2 separate regions of the Homo sapiens genome follow, and region 2 is linked to region 1. A link is an interaction called in ENCODE POLR2A ChIA-PET data of the cell type or tissue named here. Cell type or tissue: Caco-2. All regions are shown on one strand. Each heading gives the region's core, and the rest is flanking DNA. Links, peaks and the distances in the headings are about the cores only. Region 1 holds the start of HSPB9 (heat shock protein family B (small) member 9). Region 2 overlaps ZNF385C (zinc finger protein 385C).

Region 1 (8,790 bases), core at 2,919-7,918:
TGAGGTGAGGGGAAGCAGTCAGCTAGGTCTTCAGTGAGGCCAGAGGGAAAGATCTGTAATTTAAGAAGGACACAGCGGGTGACGGCCTCTGAACTAACTCAGTACTTCTCATTTCTCCCTTACAGTTGGAGGTCCCCCTCCCCACTAAGTGCCTCTTTGCATAGCACCAGTCCCCACCCGCACGCTCTCTGGACCACTACAGCTGGACGGGCAATGGCGGGTCGGGGAGGCGCAGCACGACCCAATGGACCAGCTGCTGGGAACAAGATCTGTCAATTTAAGCTGGTTCTGCTGGGGGAGTCTGCGGTAGGCAAATCCAGCCTCGTCCTCCGCTTTGTCAAGGGACAGTTTCACGAGTACCAGGAGAGCACAATTGGAGGTGAGTGGGCATGAGGGAGTCGGGGAGGGGCCTGAAGGTTGCCAAAGAAATGCTTTGACCTTGAGGAGATGGGAAGCTGCCTGCCTGCATTAGGGACTAAATGCGTCTGTGGTGGCAGCCCCACTTCCTCACCTGGGCCCTGGAATTGAGCCCAGCAACTGGTCTCCATGCCAGAGTCCCCTCAAGCATCGCTAGTAAGCATTTGCTGGGAGTGGAAAGCTAGCTTCCCATCCTGTTTCTGCCCCTTCTTGATCTGTGTGGCCTTGGCTGAGGCCCTTTCACTGCCCTGGCCTCATGGAGGGAGAGCTGACTCTGGATCTTTGAGGCCCCTTCTTACTATAATGGGTGGTCCATGTGCCCTGGCCTTTCCCACTTCCAGAAGAAGGAACAGCCTGGTGAGTCGGAGCTGGGTGATAGGTGGGTGTTTCTGAAGCTGACTTTACCCTTTCTGGAGCTCACAGCCTGTTGTTGATTTTCCAGTGGTCAGCATTTAGGATGTGAGTGAGGGTCTGGCCTCGGCCTCTTGCCTCCGTGGCTAACACACACATCAAGAGGCAGGGGCCAACGCTGGCCTTGGCCTTGAGTCATCCTTTCTCTACTCTCTTGGTAGGAGGTTTCTAGGCAGCTGGAAACAAAATGGGCCATGTCAGCAGTCTCCCTGCTGCCTCCTCAGCATTTGGGTCAGGAGCTGGAGAGGGGAAGTGAGGCAGTGCCCCATGTCCCTCAGTGAGCTGGGGGAGGGCAGACCAGGAAAGCAGCCTTCTACACATGGCTGTCCTGGGTTCTCTGCTGGGTCCAGGGGCAAAGGGGCCTTTTGCTGTCTGTCCCAGCTCTGGACTCCTCCTTTGAAGCATGTGTACAGGCACCCTGCATTCCCCTAAGGAGTCACCTCTTAGTGACTGAAGGTCAGGTCACAGGGTGGCCATACAGGAACAGGTCTGGGTCAGAGCTAGGGGCGGTGGCTAGCTGGAGTGCCTGGAGGTGGTAGGGGTGGTTGGGAAGCCGGCCACCCAGCCTCAGCCTGGTGGTGGAACAGTGTGTACTTCCCCAGCATAGCTAAGTGTGTGAGAATGTCCTTAGGAAACCCAAGGTCAGTGACACCCCTGGGCTGGAGCAAACTGAGGGGTGGAGCGGTCCCTAGCTGCTGGTCTGTTCTCTGAGTGGCGGAGGAGGAGGTCTGAGGGCGCTCACCCTTCTGTGCTTGGAGTAGGCTTCCCCTAGGCTTTCCCTCTCTTGCCCCTGCTGTGTTGCTCTTCAGAGAGTGGTCCTGAGATGGCTCAGTGCATGCAGGAGTCCCTTCTCCTGCCGTTGCCTGGGCTGGGTCTGCAAAGCCTGTGCAGACCCCGTCCCCCAGACACATACATAAAAATCCAAACTCCACCCCCCACTCAGGCCTGCTTTGGCTCCTGGCTTGAGGGTTCTCTGTGCCCATCTCAGTGGTGGGCTTCTGAGTGCCAGAGCCTAGAAGCAACAGTGGGATTGTGTGGGGTGGATTCCAACTCGCTCTTGCCCATGGACGCTCCTTCTCTCTTACAGCGGCCTTCCTCACACAGACTGTCTGCCTGGATGACACAACAGTCAAGTTTGAGATCTGGGACACAGCTGGACAGGAGCGGTATCACAGCCTGGCCCCCATGTACTATCGGGGGGCCCAGGCTGCCATCGTGGTCTATGACATCACCAACACAGTAAAGATTTCCCCTTGCTTCTTCCTTTGCCCTTCATCTTCTCAAAGTCCCAGGGATTGGGTTATCAGAGCCCTGATTTCAGGCCGCTTAACCCTCTGTTCCTGGGTGGGGGGTGGGCAGATTTCCTGTTTGGGGACATTGCATCAGAATCTTTAGGTGGCAATGTCTTAGATAATTTGGCTGTGCCAGCTTGAGAGTCTCTAATGGGTGGCCCTGGGCAGAATGCCTTCTCTGTCCCTTCGACATTCTGTCCCTGTCTCCTCAGGATACATTTGCACGGGCCAAGAACTGGGTGAAGGAGCTACAGAGGCAGGCCAGCCCCAACATCGTCATTGCACTCGCGGGTAACAAGGCAGACCTGGCCAGCAAGAGAGCCGTGGAATTCCAGGTGGGGAGATGACAGACTTGGGGGAAGGAGTGGAGTAAGCAGCTCCCCCCGGCCTCGCCTGGGATGCTCAGGGGCTTTGGGAAGGGCCATGCTAGGAGGCAACAGGGAAGCTTCCATCTGCTGTCCTCTCGTGCCTCAGGCATGGGCCTAACATGGCTCCTGTCTGTAATCCCAGTGCCTTGGGAGGCTGGAGTGGGAGGATCACTTGAGGCCAGGAGTTCGAGACCAGCCTAGGCGACACAGTAAGACTCTGTCTCTGCAAAAGATTTAAAAATTAGCTGGGCTTGGTGGCACGCACCTGTAGTCTCAGCTGCTCAGGAGGCTGAGGCACGAGGATTGTTTGAGCCCAGGAGTTTAAGATTGCAGTGATTGCAACACTGCACTCCAGCCTGAGCAAGAGTGAGGCCCCATCTCTTTAAAAAAAAAAAAAAAACAGCCAGGTGTGGTGGCACACACCTGTAATCCCAATACTCTGCAGGCTGAGGCGGGAGATCACTTGAGCTTAGGAGTTCGAGACCAGCATGGGCAATGTGGCGAAACCCCATGTCTAAAAAAATACAAAAGTTAGCTGGGCATGGTGGTGTGCTACTCAGGAGGCCGAGGTGGGGAGGATCATTAGAGGCCAGGAGATTGAGGCTGCAGTGAGCAGTGATCGTGCCACTGCACTCCAGCCTGGGCAACACAGTGAGATCCTGTCTCAAAAAAAAAAAAAAGAAAAGAATAAAAAAAGCATGGGCCTAAAAGGAATTGCCCGTCACCTGTCTCTCCCTGGTTCTCTTTCTTTGGTGGTAGGGGTATGTGTATATATGGATCACTAGCCTTCTACTTCTCTTTTCTTGTAAGTTGACTTTTTAATTAAACTTATTGAGAAAGAAATACTTAAGTCTCTGCTAACCCTAGAAACTCAACTTCTCTTCTTCTAATTTCCCCAGTTTCTTGTCCTTCCAGAAATATGCACGTGTTTTTTAATCCCTTTCTTTACATTGATGGCAGTGTGCTATACATACTGTATATGATAATTTTTTACCAATCCCTAATAATAGCAAAAGACTGAAAACAGTGCTGCAGTAGACATCCACATACTTTTGTGCTTTTGTGCAAACATGTAAGTGTATTTGTAGGTTAACTTTCTAGAAGTATTTCCTAGCCTAGTGATTTTGAAGAGCAAGAAGGCAGGGTGGACCTGGGGAAACCCGGGTAAGACATCTGCTAGTGATTGTGAGCTGAGAGGTGATATACATGAGCGGGGAAACCCAGATCAGGGCAGCCTTAGGCCTGAAAACTCCTGTGTGTGTCCAGCTGATCTCTATTATGATAAGGTGCTCGAATAAGGAAGGTTTGTATCCTGGGCCCTGGGCCCTGGCCCCTGCCAACATTTCCCTCTCACCTCCTCTCACCTCCATCCAAACCAGGAAGCACAAGCCTATGCAGACGACAACAGTTTGCTGTTCATGGAGACATCAGCAAAGACTGCAATGAACGTGAACGAAATCTTCATGGCAATAGGTCAGTTGCTTCTCCTCCCCTCCTCTCTCCACCACAGCAAGGGCATATCACCTGTCTGCTGGTCTAGAGTGGGCCTGCGGGGTCCCTTCACCACTCTTTTTTTTTTTTTTTTTTTTTTTTTTTGAGATGGAGTCTCGCTCTATCACCCAGGCTGGAGTTCAGTGGCACGATCTCGACTCACTGCAAGCTCCGCCCCCCAGGTTCACGCCATTCTCCTGCCTCAGCCTCTCGAGCAGCTGGGACTACTGGTGCCCACCACCACTCCCAGCTAATTTTTTGTATTTTTGGTAGAGACGGGGTTTCACGGTGTTAGCCAGGATGGTCTCGATCTCCTGACCTCGTGATCCACCCGCCTCGGCCTCCCAAAGTGCTGGGATTACGAGCGTAAGCCACTGCGCCCAGCCCCCTTCACCACTTTTAACCTTCTGATAAAATTGTTTTCATCATCACCTGACTCCCAGATGTAGATGTTGGTTGTTCACCCGAGAAGTTCCTGAAGCCTGGGCCAGAGTCTCAACATTTCACTCTCTGAGCCTGTAGCCTGCCACCCATTTCAGAGCCTGCCATCACTACCCCTACCCACTGCCTAGGAGTTTTTAGCTCATTTGGCTCTGGAATCTTCCTTCCTGGGTTGCAGATCCTGGCTCTACCACTCATTAGCTCTGTAGTCTTGGGCAAGTTATTTAACCTTACTTTGCCGCAGTTTCCTGAAAACAATCAGAATGCACCTGACACACAGAAGCCCTCAATATGTGAGTTACCACTGATTGGGTATAAAGGCCAGAATCTGCTCCAGTGGAACTGGGAGAGTTATTGGGGTACCCCCAACAAATGCACTTTTCCCCCTCCCAAACAGCTAAGAAGCTTCCCAAGAACGAGCCCCAGAATGCAACTGGTGCTCCAGGCCGAAACCGAGGTGTGGACCTCCAGGAGAACAACCCAGCCAGCCGGAGCCAGTGCTGCAGCAACTGAGCCCCCCTTGCCTGCCCGCTGCCCCCGCCTCCTCCGCCTGAATGACCCGACTGGAATCCACTCTAACCAATCGCACTTAACGACTCGGGCCACCACTGGGGGGGCAGGGGGAGGGGTCCACCATGATTTCTCCATATAATTTTGATCATAGGCCGGAGTGAGTCATTCCACCTGCACCTTTCTGTACAAATACTAATTCAATTTTAAGTCTTAAGTCACTTTTTTAATATATATGATCTTCTGCTCTTCCCACTTCCTCCCCTTTCTACTGCTCTCCCATTTTCCCTTGCTGGGAGTAGCCACATGCTCTTGCCCCCCAACCCTTGTATATGGGGACAGTGGGGTCAGTGCAGCTACCCTTTCTTTCCCTCCTGCGGAACAGCGGACCCAGCAAGAGCATCCACATCCTCACTTTGTTCGGAGTGGTCTTTGGTTTGGGCGGTGGGGCAGACCTTGGGAAGGGGCTTAGGAAGGGAGAGGCAGCTCTTCCTTCAGCTGGCTCTCATCAGGCTGCAGCCCCCTCCCCGCTCCCACCTCCCTGCTGGGAAACCACAGCATTATCACAGCATTATTGTGACAGCCACGAACCCATTGCCCACAACCCCTCCACCCTCGGTCACCCCAACCTCTGGCTCTGAGCCCTGTTCTGACCAAATCATGATGATGAGTATTTGGGGGTGGGTGGGTAAGGGGGGGAGTGGGAGGGGACGGAACCAACTTTTTCTGTATTTTGTATTGTATGTTTTCTTCAACATGTAACCAATCAGTATCTTGTCAATATAGTCAGCCGATCGATCGACCTCACAATTGTCTTCCTTGTCTTTCTCTGGCAGTTTATCAGACAGTGCCCTCTGTAGTTGAAGTTGATTTAAAATGAACCACTGAATCTTGTTAAACAAAATCTTCCCCTCTAATGTGAGGGGATGCTGGTGGTCATGGTAACCAAGAGAAAGAGGCTCTTACTGTTAGCAGCTCCGATGAGGTAGCTGACCTGGGCTGACCAAGTTTGAAGTTTCAGGGCCCGTGTTCACTTCTCCACCTCCCTTCCCCTCCCCCACCTACCAGATCATACTGGGGTGACATGCAGTGTGTATTTGATGATCATTAGTCTCTGAAACACCAGAAACAACCTCTTTGGGTTTTTTTTGGTTGGTCTTTACCAGTGAGAGGGTCTGGATCCTCTCTCTTCCTGAAGAGGAAGGAATCCCAACAGCCCCTGGAACGCTGGACTGGTCTTAAGGCCAAGACTGTAGCCACTGGCTTTCCTCACCACCTCTGTCCACGTCACCCCCCCACACCACATCCAAGTTGCCCCAGTCCAGCTCTCTACTGGTTCTGGAATCAGGTCTGGGCACTCAGCTCTCTGCTGCTACCTGTTGGAGCTGCTGCTCAGCTAGGGCCACACTCTCCTCCAATTTCTCCCAGGGCCACAGAGGCCTGATTCCCTTTTTTTTTTTTTTTCTTTTTTTGAGACGGAGTCTCTGTTACCCAGGCTGGAGTGCAGTGGTGCTATCTCAACTCACTGCAGCCTCCACCTCCTGGGTTCAAGCGATTCTTCTGCCTTAGCCTCCCAAGTAGCTGGAATTACGGGCACCCGCCACCACGCCCTGCTAATTTTTGTATTTTTAGTAGAGACAGGGTTTCACCATGTTGGCCAGGCTTGTCTCAAACTCCTGGCCTCAAGTGATCCACCCGCCTCAGCCTCCCAAAGTGCTGGGATTACAGGCGTGAGCTACCACAGTCGGCTTTTTTTTTTTTTTTTTTTTTTTTTTTTTGAAACGGAGTCTCACTCTATTGCCCAGGCTGGAGTGCAGTGGCACGATCTCGGCTCACTGCAAGCTCTGCCTCCCGGGTTCACGCCATTCTCCTGCCTCAGCCTCCCGAGTAGCTGGGACTACGGGCGCCCACCACCACGCCCGGCTAATTTTTTTGTATTTTTAGTAGAGACGGGGTTTTACCGTGTTAGCCAGGATGGTCTCGATCTCCTGACCTTGTGATTCGCCCGCCTCGGCCTCCCAAAGTGCTGGGATTACAGGCGTGAGCCACCGCGCCCAGCATTTTTTTTTTTTTTTTTTTTTTTTTTTTTTGAGACAGAGTCTCACTCTGTGGCCCAGGCTGGAGTGCAGTGGCAGGATCTTGGCTCACTGCAACCTCCCTCCACCTCCCAGGTTCAAACGATTCTCTTGCTCAGCCTCCCGAGCAGCTGGGATTACAAGCACACACCACCACGCCTAATTTTTGTGTTTTTAGTAGAGATGGGGTTTCACCATGTTGGCCAGGCTGGTCTCGAACTCCTGGCCTCAAGTGATCTGCCCGCAGAGGCCTGATTCTTGGTGGACCACCACCTTGAGGGTGCCTTTCCTGCCTCCTGTGCCTCCAGTCCCTCTACCTCTGACTTCCATCCCCAGAAAAGACAACGGACACCAAGGCTGCTGCACATCGCGTCGTTTGTTTACCGGGTCAGGTTGGAAGCCTTAGAGCCGAGGCTCCCGAGTCTCGGGGACGGTCCTGTTTGGGCTTCAGGGAGGGCCAGCGCCACACACTGGCCTCTGACCCACAGCTGCCCGGAGGGGGTCAGGCAGCAGGTCATGGCGGTAGGACTCAGGTTGGACGGGAGCATTTTCCGGTGCACCTTCTGTGACATGCGGTAACTGACCCTTTCCGGGTCCCTGACGTCCAGTTGCTGCTGTCCGGTCACCATCAGCCATTGGCCATCCACCTGCACCACCAGTTCCTCCGGGGCGAAGCCGTGGGCATCCAGCTTCATTTGGAAACCGTCTCTGGCATGGTCATTGTCCTCCTGAGCCGCTGGACTGTCCCTGAGCAGCCGCACCGGCATTGTGGCCACCCGGTTCCGTTCAGCAAGGCCCACGCTGGGACACCGGGATGCCACCCGGCTCTCGTTGGAGAAGGTGTTACCGACTCTCTGCATCCGAGTCAGCAACTAACTGCTGTCAAAGGGCGCGAGGCTCCCAGCGCAGAGCTAGGCGCACGGACGCCCGGAGAGGAGGGACCTCGCGCGGCCTACCCGAGCTCAGCTCCGCTCGCTCGGTTCCCTTCGCTTCTGCAAACGCAGGCGGAGTTCGGGATCAGCCACGCCCATCTTACCTCCAAGAGCCAGACTGTCAGCGCCCTGGCGCGCCCGCAGCTGCTCTCCTCCCAGACTCCGACCCTTTCTCCGCCCTTCCCCACCTTCGTTAATGGACCCGGGGAGGCCGCAGCTGTGAAGGAACTGGATCCACGACCAGGCCAGACCCGAGGGAGCCGCACCCTGGCGCAGCCAACAGCAGATTGATCCCCCAGCTGGAAGGGGGCTGTCTTGCCTTCTAAGGACCAGGCCTGGGGCAAGGATTGTTCCTAGACAGAGCCAGGGGAGGGCGGCCTTCCTGGGTCATCCACCCTACCTCTCCCTGACCACCCACAACCCCACGCGGACACGCGACACGAGGAGGTGGACTGGTCTCTCCGGCTGCATTAATTCTTCCCGGGGCGTCCTGTGCTGCAGGCTGTGGTCTGGGCTCTGGGGCCACAAAGATGAAGACGCAGTTGGGGCTTCAGGAGAGTGGCTCCCAGTGCACAGAGAAAGACCTAGCCCTCCTCCGCCTCACCCTCCACGTCAGTAGCCTTCTTGGTGACCATCATAACCACAGCTATGCCTCTGGTGCTGTTATTTGATAATTTTTTTTTTTTAAGAGACAGGGTATCATTATGTTGCCCAGGTTAATCTCGAACTCCTGGGCTCAAGCGATCCTCCCATCTCGGCCTCCCAAAGTGCTGAGATTACAGGCGTGAGCCACCTCGCCCAGCCTATAAACTTTATTTTTTATTTTTTTGTAGAGATTGGTGGGGGGGGTCTC
Region 2 (8,790 bases), core at 1,851-6,850, 67 kb after region 1:
CAGGCCCAGGTGCACTGTGGGGGGCGGGCCCACCAGAGGCGGCTTCGGCAGCTCAGCTTGGGGAAGAGCCCCTCAGGGCCAGGTCAGTGTAGAGGGGACGCTGCTCCCACAAATTTGGTTTGGGGAGTATCTCTGTCTGGGCCCCTCTGAGGGGCTCTGGGTCTGTGGCCTCCCTCCATGGGGGTCTTTGCGTCTGGGGTGCCCTCAATGGGGTCTTAGGGTCTGAAGCCTCCCCGATGCCAGCAAGTTTTATTCTGCATCTGGACAACCCTTCTGTAGGACCTCTCGGAATCTGTGGGTCCTTAGGCCGCCTCTTGGGTCTTTGTTTCTAGGGAACTCTCCCTGTGGGATCTTTTGGGATCAGGACTCCTAAGCAGCACTTCTCCAGCCTGGAGCCTCCTGGTAGCCACAGGCTTTCAGACAAGGGCCTCATCTGCGGGGTGGGGGTCCCAGGCTCCAGCTCAGGTCTGTGGTCTCTGAAGGCCAAGGTCAGCAAGGTACACAGCACTCCAACCCAGGGACAAGGGGGAGGCCCCTCTTCCTTTGGACTCCTGGCCAGGATTTCTGCTTCTCCCTAGCTGGGGTGACTTTGCAGAGGTTTGGCTATGAGCTTGGAAGGGGCAGCTGGCTGCAAGGCAGATTTCTGGGGGAAATGGGTGAATGCCTCCATGAGGGTGATTCTAGCTGACAGGTGCACAGGGGCCATAGGGAAAGTAAGAACCACCCAGGCTGCTGTTGGCAGAGCAAACAGATTCACATTCAGGCTCAGTGTGGGGAGGTGGGAAAGGCAGGAACTTACCCCTGGCTCCTGGGGGAGGCCAACAGAAACCTACCTTGCAGCCCAGGCTGGCAGTTTTGCCGGAGGCTACACTCTGACCTCAGACACCCTCTTGAGGGCTGTCTTCTCTTTTGGTGATATTCATGGGGCACCCACTGTGTCCCCCGCTCCACACACACAATCCTGTAGGCCAGAGACAAGTAAGATCCAATCTCTCTGCTTACCACCCTCCCCAAGATTGAGTGGGTCTTTTGGGTGGAGACACATGTGAAAAGGGATAAGGGTTGTGGTTGCCACATGGGACATACCCTCAGGGCACAAAGGCAAAGCTGCAGTCCCTGGGGGCAGCAGGAAAGTCTCCTGAAGGAAGAGGGGGCTGAGCCTCGGAACATGGATGAGGGGAGTAGGGGCATTACAGGCAGAGGTCACGGCATAAGCAAAGGCCAGGGTGCTCTGGTGACTGGGACCAGCTCCTCCCCACCCAATTATTTCAGGCTGGACACCAAAAGCATGACTCTGAGCAAGAGAGTATCTGACTGATGGGTGTTTCTGGAGCATATGTGTCTGTCTGGATTCGAAAGTCACTCATTGGCTGGGCATGGTGGCTCATGCCTGTAATCCTAGCACTTTGGGAGGCTGAGGCAGGTGGGTCACTTAAGGCCAGGAGTTTGAGACCAGCCTGGCCAACATGGCAAAACCCCATTTCTACTAAAAATGCAAAAATTAGCCAGGTATGGTGGCACACACCTGTAGTCCCAGCTACTCGGGAGGCTGAGGCAGACGAATCACTTGAACCCAGGAGGTGGAGGTTGCAGTGAGCCGAGATTGTGCCACTGCACTCCAGCCTGGGTGACAGAGTGAGACCCTGTCTCAAAAAAAAAAAAAAAAAAAAAAAAAAAAAAATTAACTCATTAATTCACCAAATATTTATTGACCACCTACTAGGTGTAAGCTGCTTTTGGGAGATTCATGTTTTTAAAAGACATCATATCTGCCTGTCAGGAAAAAGCTATCTAAATAAATACATATGCAGATGAGTTTGTTCCAAGATAATAACAGGCTTCCTAGAGGTGGATTCAGGGTGCCTCAAGAAGTCAGAGGAGGGGCCAGGCTCACGCCTGTAATCCCAACACTTTGGGACCCCAAAGCGGGCAGATTGCCTGAGCTCAGGAGTTCGAGACCAGCCTGGGCAACATGGCGAAACCTCATCTACTAAAAAAACAAAATATTAGCCTGGTGTGGTGGTGAGCACCTGTAGTCCCCGCTACTTGGGAGGCTGAGGCACGAGAATTGCTTGAGCCCAGGAGGTGGAGGCTGCAGTGAGCTGAGATCACACCATTGCACTCCAGCCGGGGCAACAGAGGGAGACCCTGTCTCAAAAAAAATAAAATAAAAATAGAAGTCAGAGGAGGGAGAGGCAAACTGACATGGGAAGTGACATTGATCGTGGATACTGGAGACAAAGAGAGGATCCCAGGCAGGGAAGCAGCCGGAGCAAAGGCATTGAGGCCTGCAAGCCCATGGCTCTTTGGGTGGGGAGGGGCACCATCTTAGGGGTCATCAGGAGACATGAGGCCTGGTACTCCAGTCCAGATTGTTAAATCAGACCTGTGAAGTCACTGGCCATCAGTGTGCTGGGTGTGTGCAGGGAGTGTGCAGGGTGTGGAGAGGACAGCGGGAGCCACCTGCAAGAGCCTTGCCACCAGGCTGGGCTTTGACCTTTGTTCTGAAGGTGATGGGCATTGCAGAAGCGGTTTGAGCAGGAGCAGTTAGTGTTTTTAGGTGTCTCTGGCTCGAGGGTACATAAGAAGGAAAGTGAGGTGAAATGGAGAAATAGATTCTGGAGCCTTTTCTTTAGCAGAACTGTCAAGACTTGGTGGCCAATGGGATGTGGGGTGTGTGGGGGGTGCCACGGACACCTCTAGCTTAGGCAGTGCCACAGAGGGCAGCTCAGTTATCAGAAAGGGGGTGCTGAGAGGGAGACAGAAATGGAGGGCTGACACTGAGTGGGGAAGGCCAGTCCTGTGGCTGAGGATGTTGTCTGGTCTTTGTTCCTCTTGTAACACAGCCTCTTCAGGTCTTACTTCCTGGGCAACGGTCCCTGTGGTAAAAGCTCCTCCCTTCCCAATCCCACCACACCAAGATGAAGGGAGCAGGTGTGGGGAGAGGAGAAAAGACCACAGCTCCAGGGCCAGGTGCGGAGGCTCACGCCTGTCATCCCAACACTTTGGGAGGCTGAGGCAGGAGGATAACTTGAGGTCAGGAGTTTGAGACTAGCCTGGCCAATATGGTGAAACCCCGTCTCTACCAAAAATACAAAAATTAGCCGGGCATGGTAGCACATGCCTGTAATCCCAGTTACTGGCGAGGCTGAGTCACAAGAATCGCTTGAACACAGGAGGCGGAGGTTGCAGTGAGCTGAGATCGCACCACTGCACTCCAGCCTGGGCGACAGAATGAGACTCTGTCTTAAACAAACAAACAAACAACAACAACAAAAAAGGTCACAGCTCCAGAAGAGAGTCCCAGCTAGAGACAGGCTGCCCAGATGGCTGCGGACTCCCCCTCTACCTGGTTTTCCTCTTCCCACAGTCCCCATGCCCCTCAGTACTGGGTCAGAACGGGGGCGTGGGGGCACCATCTTAGGGGTCATCAGGAGACGTGAGGCCTGATACTCCAGTCCAGATTGTTAAATTGGACCTGTGAAGTCACTGGCCATCCGTTGTGTGTCATCTGTCACCTCTCCCTCCAGCCCTGTGCTGGGCTCAGGCAGGATGCTGGGCAGTACCACTGAGCAGTGCCTGGTACCTGCCTCTGGGCACTCACAGTCTAGAGGAGGAGGCAGACATGGAACCAGACCTTTTCAGCCACCCAGCCTAGGAGGAGTGACCAGCACTGTGGGAGTGGGGCAGGGGAGGGGAGTGATAGCTGTGCCTAAGGCAGTGGGGACGGGTCCTTAGATTTCCAGGAGCCCTGGAATTCTGGGGCTCCAGCTAGAGAAGCTGCCTTCTCCATTGGCCTGGTGAACTCTGGGCCTGCCCTGGGCCATGACCCTCCCAACACCCACTCCCCTCCCCTGGCTTTCTCCTGTCTCCTCAGTTATCTGAGAGCTGGGGGTGGAGGGCGGCCCCCAGCAAGAAGATGCCAGCAACTTGGTCAGGCGCGGTGGCTCATGCCTGTCATCCCAACACTTTGGGAGGCCGAGGCGGGTGGATCACTTGAGGTCAAGAATTCGAGACCAGCCTGGCCAACATGGTGAAACCCCATCTCTACTAAAAACACAAAAATTAGCCAGGTGTGGTTGTGGGGTACCTGTAGTCCCAGCTACTCGGGAGGCTGAAGCAAGAGAATCACTTGAACCCGGGAGGCAGACGTTGCAGTGAGCTGAGATCACGCCACTGCGCTCTAGCCTGGGCGATAGAGACTCCATCTCAAAAAATAAAAATAAAAAAAGATGCCAGCAACTGCCCCTGAGGTGGGGGGCAGGGCGAGGGGGAGCACGTTGGGCCCCTCAGCCGCCCTGGATGCCTCTTCCAGCTCTGCCCAGGTGGGGACTAGGCCAGTGTGCCCCTCTCCACAAAGCAGAGAGCCCTTAGGGTGGAGCTCCCTGGTGGAGGCTCCCTGGGGAAAATGCAGAGGGCCACAGCCATTCCAGGGAGGCTGAGGCTAAGTGTGGGCAGCCTTGAATGCGCTGCATTGGTCCTAGGCACTCAGTGTCCGGGGCGCCATGCCAGATTGAGACACGAGGTCTCGGGCCTCTGGCAGCCAGGAGGGGCACTTTTCCGTGGGAGCTGTCGCTTTGATTAGGGGCCTGCAGGGCTGGAGGCTTCCACAGTGACAGGTGGTTACAGGCAGTAAGGCAGGGACCCTCTCCTGCTCACATCCCCTGAGGCCATCTGTGGGAGGGAGACTGGGGGGTGGTTCTCCCCTCTCTGAGCCTCCTCACCAAGATCTCAGTCAGAGGCCTCCTTCCTCAGCAGTATCTGGCTCCTGGAATTCTTACTCCCAGCACTGAGTGAGCCCTGGAATACCTTGGAGGGGCACAGGAGGAGGAAGCAGCAGGAACCCACACTTCGTCTCCCTCCTCCAAGCACTGCCCCGACTTACCCTGCCCACCCCCCATCTGTCTCCTGCCCAGGAAGCCCTTTCATTCTTTTTTCTTTTTTTTGAGACAGAGTCTCACTCTGTTGCCCAGGCTGGAGTGCAGTGGTGTGATCCCAACTCATTGCAACCTCCACTTCCCAGGTTCAAGCGATTCTCCTGTCTCAGCCTCTCTAGTAGCTGGGATTACAGGCACCTGCCACCATGCCCGGCTAATATTGTATTTTTAGTAGAGACGGAGTTTCACCATATTGGCCAGGCTGGTCTCAAACTCCTGACCTCAGGTGATCCACCTGGTCGGCCTCCCAAAGTGCTGGGATTATAGGCGTGAGCCACTGCGCCTGGCCTCTTTCATTCTTCAGGAATGCATCTTGAGCCTTCTTTCACCCCCTTGCCTCTCCTCCCAATGGGGGTGTGGCACAGGGACCTTCCCCAGAAGAAGGCTGAACTCCATGACCCTATGGACCATCACACACACACACACACACACACACACGCGCGCGCGCGCGCGCACACCCCTAAATAACTTTAAGTGATTCTCTGACAACTGCAAAGAGACAGAGGTTTGCTGTCCCCTCGCACTAACCTCTGATACAGATGTTGAGCCAGCACAGGGCATCGGGGGACAGCTGGGCAAGGAGCAATGACCTACCCCCAGCCCCACACAGAGGATCTGCTTAGGAGCTGAACAAAGCACTTGCACCTGCAGCATGGCATTTCCTCCTCACCCAGCCATCCTAGGCACGGATGATGACATTCAGTCTCACTTTATAAACTGGGAGAGTGGGGCTCAGGGAGATTAGGTAACACCCAAGGCCACACAGTTGGGTTTGGGTCCTAGGTTTCTGACTCTGTTTTGTTTTGTTTTGTTTATTGAGACAACGTCTTGTTCTGTTGCCCAGGCTGGAGTACCTGGCACAATCATAGCTCACTGCATCTTTTACCTCCTGGGCTCAAGCAGTCCTCCTCCCTCGGCCTTCTAAGTAGCTGTGACTACAGGCATGTACCATCATGCCTGGCTAAATTTTTTTTTATTTTTAAAAAGTTTTGTAGAGATAGGGTGTATTAGTCCATTTTCATGCTGCTGATAAAGACATACCAGAGACTGGGCAGTTTACAAAAGAAAGAGGTTTAATGGATTCACAGTTCCACATGGCTGGGGAGGCCTCACAGTCATGACGGAAGGTGAAAGGCACGTCTCACATGGTGGCAGACAAAAGAATGACAGCCAAGTGAAAGGGGTTTCCCCTCATAAACCCATCAGATCTCGTGAGACTTTTTCAGTACCATGAGAACTGTATGGGGGAAACTGCCCCCATGATAGTCATCTCCCACTGGATCCCTCCCACAACATGAGGGAATTATGGGAGCTACAATTCAAGATGAGATTTGGATGGGGACACAGCCAAACCATATCACAAGGTCTTGCTATGTTGCCCAGGCTGGTCTCAAACTCTTGGCCCCAAGCAATCCTCCCACCTCAGCCTCCCAAAGTGCTGGAATTACAGGTGTGAGCCCTTGCACCCAGCCCCAGGTTTCTGGCTCTAAATTCTATCTCACACTCCTCTCTGATGCCCTGCTGAGGAGAACAGCATATATTAGGAGCAACTGAGCCATGTTTGAGAATGGGGAGGAGTATGGCCCAGAGAGGGCAGGCTGTCCCAACAGATGATTCCACAAATGCTCGGGACCCATGGCCACTCCTCTGCCCTGTCCCTTGGTGTGCTCAACTGAAAAATGGGGAGATGCCAGCCATCTGGCTAGGGATGGGGAGACTAGCTTCTTAAGGTCAACCAGTCCCTCCCTTGTCTCTTGGTAGAAAGAACCCAGTCATCCAATTCAGAGTGGGCCTGCCCCATGGCATCCATTGCAACATGACACAAGAGGGGAGAGGAGGGCATTTCTGAAATGACTTAAGCTCTGGCTTGCTGAAATGGCCTGAAGAACCTTAGTCAGGGAGTGCAAGGTAGACAGTACGGGGGACAGGTTAGCAGAGATCGAGTCAGACTATAGTGGATTTCAGGGCCAAGAAGGCTGCAGCTACACTACATGTCCCTGTGCCTTCCAGCGGGAGAGGGGTAGTGGTAAGAGTGGCAGGCCAAATCTAGGCTCCCCTACTCTGCATCCTCAGACCTCCCCTAGCTCCTGTTTGAATCGGTCCCTCCATCCCCTTTCCAAGTCTTTGACTGCAGAAGCCTCTGGCTGCATCCTGGGCCCCAGAGATCAAAGACCTTGAGCTCAAGTCACGCCTGAGTCACTGGCTTGATGAGCTTCTCACCCCCACTCCCTGCAGATGGATTAATTTCAGTCCCATCAGGAGGCCCCGGAAGCCCTCCAGCCTGTCTCCCATCCTTCGGTATCTCCCTGGGTTGCCGTTTTCTCCCCAGTCACGGCCTCCCACACACATACTGAGGCCTTTGGGTGCATGCTGCAAAGAAACTGTGCTCCCCCAAGGCCACTGAGAAGTTCTTCTTGCAGTCTGACCTGCCTCTGCCTCCTGCTGCTATTCTCCCTTGGTGGCAGGTGACAGAAGTGCCCCACGCTCTTCCCGAATGTCATCACATCCCCCTCCCCCAGGTGTGACCCTGACCATTGGCATCCCCCTCCCCCAGGACCACCAGGAAAAGCAAGGCTGTCTGGGTACAGAATTAGGGGGCTTAGCTCAGATCCCTGCCCTGGAAGAAGACAAAGATTCTGTCTGTGTCTCTGGGTGGGTTAATTAGCTCTGGGCTTGAGTTTCCTTCCTCTCCCCACACAAACAACTCCTCCCCCCAGAGCCCCTTCCTAACAAACCTGTTTTCAGGAGCTGCCGCTGCCAACCCCTCCCAGATCTTCTTTGTGAATGTTGGCTGCTCCAGAGATTACAGGTTATTGTCTGGTGGAGACAGGATGCTGAGGGGGTCGGGGGCTAGCATCGGGACCTGGGCTTGGATGTAGGACTGGATCCAGCTGTGGGCTGGCTGCCTCCTTCCCCCACTCCACCCCCTCCCAGCCACCAGGTGCTCAGGTCGGTAAAGAGCCAGCTTTTAGGAAGAGGAGGGAGAGGAAGGAGTGAATGGAGAGGAGAAGAATGGGGCTGGGGGATCTTGGGTGGGCATGGGAGGGGTGTCAGGAGTTGTAGTGGATCAGGCCGGGTGCTGTGGCTCACACCTGTAATCCTAACACTTTGGGAGGCCAAGGCAGGTGGATCATTTGAGGTCAGGAGTTCGAGATCACCCTAGCCAACATGGTGAAACCTCCTCTCTACTAAAAATACAAAAATTAGCTGGGCATGGTGGCAGGCACCTGTAATCCCAGCTACTCTGGAGGCTGAGGCAGGAGAATTGCTTGAACCCGGGAGGCAGAGGTTGCAGTGAGCCAAGATCTTGCCACTGCACTCCAGCTTGGGTGACAGGGCGAAACACTGCTTCAGAAAAAAAAAAAAAAAGAAGTTCTAGTGGATCAGATAAACTCCCTCCTCTCCTTCCTGGCATCGCCCAGATAGCAGATCCAAGGGTCCAGGTACTAGACTAACAGTGGCAAGACACCTGGATCCCTGCTCCCCAAACCCTGCATGGCCAGTGCTCTTTGATAAAGTGGCAACACCTCTCTGAGGCTCAGTTTCCTCTTCAGCAACAGCAGTTAAACATAAGGGGATGGTGAGGAGAGGATGAGTGAGGCTGGGCAGGAAAACGGGCTCCTGCAGCAGCAAGTCCTGAGGCAAGAGGGCGGCAAGAGCCATCCAGCAGGCAGAGCAGGACCAGCAGCTCCTCCTTCCCTGGAGGTCCCTGTGGACAAAGTCAGTCCTTCCAACCCTTCACTTCAGTGTAAGAGGCCCCAGGCAAGGGAATCCTCTGTGAGTAGGGGGTGAGGGATGCTCCCCGATATCCTCCCCCAGTTCTTGGTCTGCACATTTGCCCCCACACTTCTCC

The links. ChIA-PET counts read pairs that join two places held together with the same protein. Peaks named below come from ENCODE experiments on the same cell type or tissue, not always from the same donor. Only the 100,000 strongest peaks of a DNase experiment are listed, where the experiment ranks them.
Region 2: POLR2A ChIA-PET joins it to region 1 with 10 read pairs; 16 of 35 experiments call an interaction of 5 or more read pairs at or near these places.

The regions. Positions count from the first base shown.
Region 1 is chr17:42,121,926-42,130,715 of GRCh38, reverse strand. It overlaps HSPB9 (heat shock protein family B (small) member 9), which reads right to left and starts at 7,912. Exons shown (of 1, transcript NM_033194.3): 1 at 7,364-7,912. The coding sequence starts at 7,865. The coding sequence ends at 7,386. It overlaps RAB5C (RAB5C, member RAS oncogene family), which reads left to right. Exons shown (of 6, transcript NM_004583.4): 2 at 126-379; 3 at 1,916-2,067; 4 at 2,333-2,455; 5 at 3,868-3,961; 6 at 4,818-5,737. The coding sequence starts at 214. The coding sequence ends at 4,933. RefSeq lists an enhancer at 7,060-7,597. In Caco-2, for the core only: no CTCF peak of the experiment used is centred there; no DNase peak of the experiment used is centred there.
Region 2 is chr17:42,054,099-42,062,888 of GRCh38, reverse strand. ZNF385C (zinc finger protein 385C) reads left to right here. Exons shown (of 9, transcript NM_001392013.1): 2 at 1-82. Among named protein-coding and RNA genes, the nearest start is that of C17orf113, 7.9 kb to the right of the region's middle. RefSeq lists an enhancer at 253-843. In Caco-2, for the core only: no CTCF peak of the experiment used is centred there; no DNase peak of the experiment used is centred there.